Regions from separate parts of the Homo sapiens genome. Here region 1 is linked to region 2. Evidence: chromatin contacts called from ENCODE Hi-C or POLR2A ChIA-PET data. All regions are on one chromosome and are shown on one strand. The core of a region is the stretch at or near the end of the contact, and the rest is flanking DNA. Distances in the headings are between cores, read along the strand shown. Region 1 has its middle 13 kb from the start of PTGES3. Region 2 overlaps SP7 (Sp7 transcription factor).

Region 1 (2,700 bases), core at 150-2,649, 3.4 Mb after region 2:
CCTATTTCATCCTGTGACATAGAATGCCTGACATCCTGGCAATGCAGCCCAGGAGGTCTAAGCCTCATTTTACCCTGCTCCTATTCAAGATGGAGTTGCTCTGTTTCAAAGGCCTCTGACAGAAGTTTTTGACATAGTTGACCAGCCATTCCTTTTTCTTAAAAAGGCTGTCTTCTGTTTCTTTGTTATTTATTTTTTGAGACAGGGTCTCACTCTGTCACCCAGGATGGAGTGCAGTGGTGCCATCTTGGCTCACTGCAACCTCCACCTCATGGGTTCAAGCGATTCTCCTGCCTGAACCTCCCAAGTAGCTGTGAGTACAGGTGCGCACCGCCACACCTGGCTAATTTTTGTATTTTTAGTAGAGACAGGGTTTCATCATCTTGGCCAAGTTGGTCTCGAACTCCTGGCCTAAGGTGATCCACCTGCCTCGGCCTCCCAAAGTGCTGGGATTACAGAGGTGAGCCACGGCACCCGGCCTTATTTATTTTATCTTTTTGAGACAGGGTTTCACTCTGTCACCTGGGCTGGAGTGCAGTGGCACGATTTCTGCTCACCATAGCCTTGACCTCTGGGCTTGAGTGATCCTCCCGCCCCAGCCTCCCAAGTAGGTGGGACTACAGGCGGGCGCCATCACACCTGGCTAATTTTTTTTTTGAAAAGGAGTTTCGCTCTTGTTGCCCAGGCTGGAGTTCAATGGCCGATCTCGGCTCACTGCAACCTCCGCCTCCCGGGTTCAAGTGATTCTCCTGCCTCAGCCTCCGGAGTAGCTGGGATTACAGGGGCGCACCACCACGCTTGGTAAATCAAGGTCAAAAATTATTCTTTTTTTTTTTTTTTTTTTTGAGATGGAGTCTCGCTGTATTGCCCAGGCTGGAGTGCAGTGGCGCCATCTTGGCTCACTGCAAGCTCCGCCTCCCGGGTTCACGCCATTCTCCTGCCTCAGCCTCCTGAGTAGCTGGGACTACAGGCACCTGCCACCACGCCCGGCTAATTTTTTGTATTTTTAGTAGAGACGGGGTTTCACTGTGTTAGCCAGGATGGTCTGGATCTCCTGACCTCGTGATCCGCCTGCCTCGGCCTCCCAAAGTGCTGGGATTACAGGCGTGAGCCACTGCCCCCCGCCTTTTGTTTTTTTTTTTTTTTTTGAGAGGGAGTTTTGCTTTGTCGCCCAGGCGGGTGTGCAATGACGCGATCTCGGCTTGCTGCAACCTCTGCCTCCCGGCTTCAAGCGATTCTCTTGCCTCAGCCTTCAGAGTAGCTGAGATTACAGGTGCCTGACACCAGGCTCGGCTAATTTTTGTTTTTTTAGTAGAGACAAGGATTCACCATATTGGCCAGGCTGGTCTCAAGCTCCTGACCTCAAGTGATCCGCCCGCCTCAGCCTCCAAAAGTGCTGCTATTACAGGCATGAGCCACCGCGCCGGCCCCAAGTGACTCTCATGGGCTGGAGACACAGGCTATTATGAATTGCTAACCACAGTCTCTTAGTCTCCCTTTTAAATAACAAAAGAGGAAATTTCTTCACTTCCTGACACAACTCTCCATCATACAGTTGGCCAAGAGCAGTTAGAAACTTTCATCCTTAATTTGTGTCCTTTGGGAGTTGCTGCTTTCTTAGAGTCATTAAATGCATGTAGGCAGTGTCTGCTTCATTAAGCCAGATTTATACCAAATGAAAAGGCAGAGAAAGATCTAATTTAATGAATATTTCTTTTTTTTTTTTTTGAGACGGAGTTTCACTCGTCACCCAAGCTGGAGTGTAATTCGTGGTCTCCGGTCACTGCAACCTCCGCCTCCTGGGTTCAAGCGATTCTCCAGCCTCAGCCTTCCAGCCTCAGCCTCCCAAGTAGCTGGGATTACAGGTGCCCGCCACCACACCCAGCTAATATTTGTATTTTTAGTAGAGACAGGGGTTTCACCATGTTGGGCAGGCTGGTCTCGAACCCCTGACCTCAGGTGATCCACCCTCCTTGGCATCCCAAAGTACTGGGATTGTAGGCATGAGCCATCGCACCGGGTCTTAATTAAGATTTCTAAGAACTAGATCAACAAATCAGTGGGACTGTAAAGGCAATTCTTGGGACACAGGTCAGGAAACTCTGTGCTTAATTCAGAAATCAAAAATCCAGCAATCTCACTTCTGGGTGTTAGAACTGTAGAAAATAAAATTTTAGACCGGGCACGGTGGCTCACGCCTGTCATCCCAGGCCGAGGCGGGTGGATCACGAGGTCAGGAGATCGAGACCATCCTGGCCAACATGGTGAAACCCCGTCTTTACTAAAAATACAAAAATTAGCCTGGTGTGGTGGCGTGCGCCTGTAGTCCCAGCTACTCCGGAGGCTGAGACAAGAGAATCACTTGAACCCGAGAGGCAGAGGTTGTGGTGAGCCGAGATTGGGCCATTGAACTCCAGGCTTGGCAACAAGAGCGAAACTCTGTCTAAATAAATAAATAAATAAATAAAAATATAAAATTTTAAGCCCCCCAACTGACTGAATGGATCCCCATTTGGCCAAGAGGACCCCCAAACTCCTGAAAAAGTAGTTCAGGCAATGTGGGGAATGGGAGGCATTGAATATGCCTCATTATACTCTCTTCCCTTTGGAGTTCTGGCACAACTGACCAGCATTAACATTAAAACAGAGATCTTGGCTGGGCACTATGGCTCATGCTTGTAATCCCAGCACTTTGGGAGG
Region 2 (2,717 bases), core at 90-2,589:
AAACTGTTACACCTGAGATCATCAGGCATTAGTTGGATTCTCATAAAAAGCGGGCAACCTAGGTCCTTCACGTGCGCAGTTCACAACAGAGTTCGCGCTACTATGAGAATCTAATGCCGCTGATCTGACAGGAGGCGGAGCTCAGCTTGCTCAGCTCGTCTCCGGCTGTGCGGTTCCTTTACAGGCCACCGACACGACGGGCCGTGGCGCGACCCCTGCTCTAACCTTTTCCCATAGCCCCATTTAATTTCCTATGTGAGTTCACCGTCACCTGGGAAGTCACAGAAAGCTTGAAGAACATAAGGTATACACTGGGGATGGTTTGGGGAACCTGGCTGGGAAAGCCTCCCTGAGAAGGGGAAGTGGGCAGGTTTGAGGGAGAGGAAGTCGGTGACTGACAGATTAGTGGAGAGCACTGAGGACCCACGATAGTTTCCGTTTGTACCTTAGTCGTAACACCATCCAAACCCAGATACCCCTAGGAAAAATCACTCCGGCCTGCAACTTGCATCCTTCGATGAAACCTCGATTTTCACCATCAGGTTATAATGATCGGTTAGGTGCCTGCTTCTTACCCTGTAAGGTGAACTGGAGAGAAGGAACAGTGCTGTTCCGCCCGCTGCCCCCGCCCTGGCCTGGCACAAGTACTGTCCCCTCCTCCATACTGCTTATTTAACGTTTGTGGAACGCTTTTCACCATTTGCGGGTTCTAGAAAGGCCCAAGTCCAGGCCCGGCGCGCTCACCCAGTAACTTCACCAGGGGGCGCGGCTGGCCAGGCAACGCAGCGACCGTGACCCACGCCCTATGGGCTCCGAGCGCTTAGCGGGCGGTCTCCGCCGGCCCCTCCCTACGACCTGGGCGGGAACCGAGAGAGCGCGCAGGCCGCTTCTAAAAGGGGCCCCCTACTTTGGGAGTCGTCACCGGAGCCTGGGTGCCCGGAGCTCCGCCCGCTACCCCTTCCCGGGCCCGCTGGAGCCCGGCGTCCCGACCCGGGGCCGGTAACCAGGCGCACATGGCCCGCCCGGCCCTGTTTGTCCTGGCAGCGCGCCGCCGCTATTTGAAGCGGTTTTTATCTCCCAGAAACCAGCAAAACCCCAAGCGGAGTCTAGGGAAGATGAAAGGGGCCGAAGGGTTGGGGAGGGGAGGACCGCGAGGCTGCGGCGGGCGGGAGCTGGCACCGGACAGGCGGAGACCGGGAGGCGAGAGGGCCAGACTCTGGGGGGTCCGGAGGAGCCCGCCCGGCGGGGTTGAGGCGGGATCCCGGGGTTCCACTCCAGGCCGCCGCCTCGCTCAGACCAGCTCCAAGGCGCCCCCCGCCTTTCCTCTGCCCCAGCCCCCTCTCCCGGGTCTCTTCCGTCACAGCCCCCAGCCCACTAAAGAAGTCTTCGGAACTCGGATTTCTTCAAAGCGCCTTTGAAGTCGCGCGCCCAGCCGGAGGGCAGGAGATTTCGCACCTGGGCGGGGGCGGGAGTGGCGTCAGGGTGGGGAGGGGGCTCGTAACCCGAGCCCCCCCAGGATCGCCGGCCCCCTCCCACCCGTAGCAGCCCCTCTTGCGACCCGTGCGGTGGACAGTCCGACGCGGGGCGCAGCTGGGAGTCGGGCCCAGGCCGGGGGGAGCGGCCTGTGAGCCCCCTCAGCCCAGCGGGGTAACCTTGGGGGGCGGGGGCCGCACAAAGCCCTATTGTGGCTCGGGGATGCTGCCACAGAGTGGTTTTTGTTCTTCGGCTAACTCCGTGGCGGGCACGACTGATTGCAGACCCAGGGCAGGGGGCGGGTTACGTGCCAGGCCCAGTCTGCCCGCCGGGAGCCGCACCACCGCCCGACTGGGGCCGCGCAGGAGTCCGCACTGCAACCGCGGTGCCCGCGCTCGGGTCGCGTCACTGCCCTGACCAGGGTCAGTTGGTGCAGTCCAGAAAGGGCCAGGGTAGAAACCAGTGAGTCTTCCCAACTCTGCAGAAAGCACTGCACGCCCAAAAACTGAACACCGCTGGAGGATTTGACCGAGAAACAATTTTGTTTTGTGTTTTGTTTTGAGACGGAGTCTCGCTCTGCAGCCCACGCTGGAGTGCAGTGGCGCGATCTCAGCTCACTGCAACCTCCACCTCCCAGGTTCCACGATTCTTCTGCCTCAGCCTCCCAAGCAGCTGGGATTACAGGCACCTGCCATCACGCCCGGCTGATTTTTGTATTTTTTAGTACAGACAGGGTTTCATCATGTTAGCGAGGATGGTCTCGAACTCCTGACCTCAGGTGATCCGCCCTTCTGGGCTTCCCGAAGTGCTGGGATTACATGTGTGAGCCACCACGCCCGGCCGATAAACTATTTTACCGCGAGCATAGGTGAGCAAACGTGCACAATAGAATATTCGCCCATGAGTAGTCCCCAATTTGCTAAGGAAAAAAAACCATTGGCCCTCGCTTCACCCTTCCTCTTCTCCTTTTCTCACCAGGACAAAATTTCAAATCCAACTTTTATTTATTAAATTAAAAAAAAAAGACTCCACAAAGGGCATGATCCCTTCCATTCCACAATGTTCTCTCCCCAAGCTCCAGCGGCTTTAACCCTTTAACTTGGGGCCTTGAGACAGCAGGGGACAGAAAAGGAGGATCCAACGTTACAGGAAAGGCACGAAGCGGCTTTAAAAGTCACTGGAGGTGGAGATGGGAGCATCCAAAGTCCCAGGGTGGGGGTGCGTGGATGCACCACCAGATCAGC

The links. A loop is a pair of places that touch in the nucleus more often than their neighbours do. ChIA-PET counts read pairs that join two places held with the same protein, here RNA polymerase II (POLR2A).
Region 1: a loop to region 2 is called in a map of posterior vena cava, with 22 times the contacts of the local background. The contact joins two enhancer-like sites. A Hi-C loop is called at or near these places in 1 of 168 maps with a recorded cell type or tissue (posterior vena cava). POLR2A ChIA-PET finds 5 or more read pairs at or near these places in 1 of 52 experiments (activated CD4-positive, alpha-beta T cell).

The regions. Positions count from the first base shown.
Region 1 is chr12:56,699,437-56,702,136 of GRCh38, forward strand. No RefSeq gene overlaps it. Among named protein-coding and RNA genes, the nearest start is that of PTGES3, 13 kb to the left of the region's middle. RefSeq lists silencers at 1,319-1,473, 1,422-1,481. Within about 2 kb of position 1,400, at least 6 of the 41 ENCODE cell types and tissues checked have a DNase peak (open chromatin) inside an H3K27ac peak, as active enhancers do.
Region 2 is chr12:53,324,117-53,326,833 of GRCh38, forward strand. SP7 (Sp7 transcription factor) reads right to left here. Exons shown (of 3, transcript NM_001173467.3): 3 at 2,459-2,717. Among named protein-coding and RNA genes, the nearest start is that of AAAS, 3.9 kb to the left of the region's middle. RefSeq lists an enhancer at 1-406 and a silencer at 720-1,219. Within about 2 kb of position 1,340, at least 19 of the 41 ENCODE cell types and tissues checked have a DNase peak (open chromatin) inside an H3K27ac peak, as active enhancers do.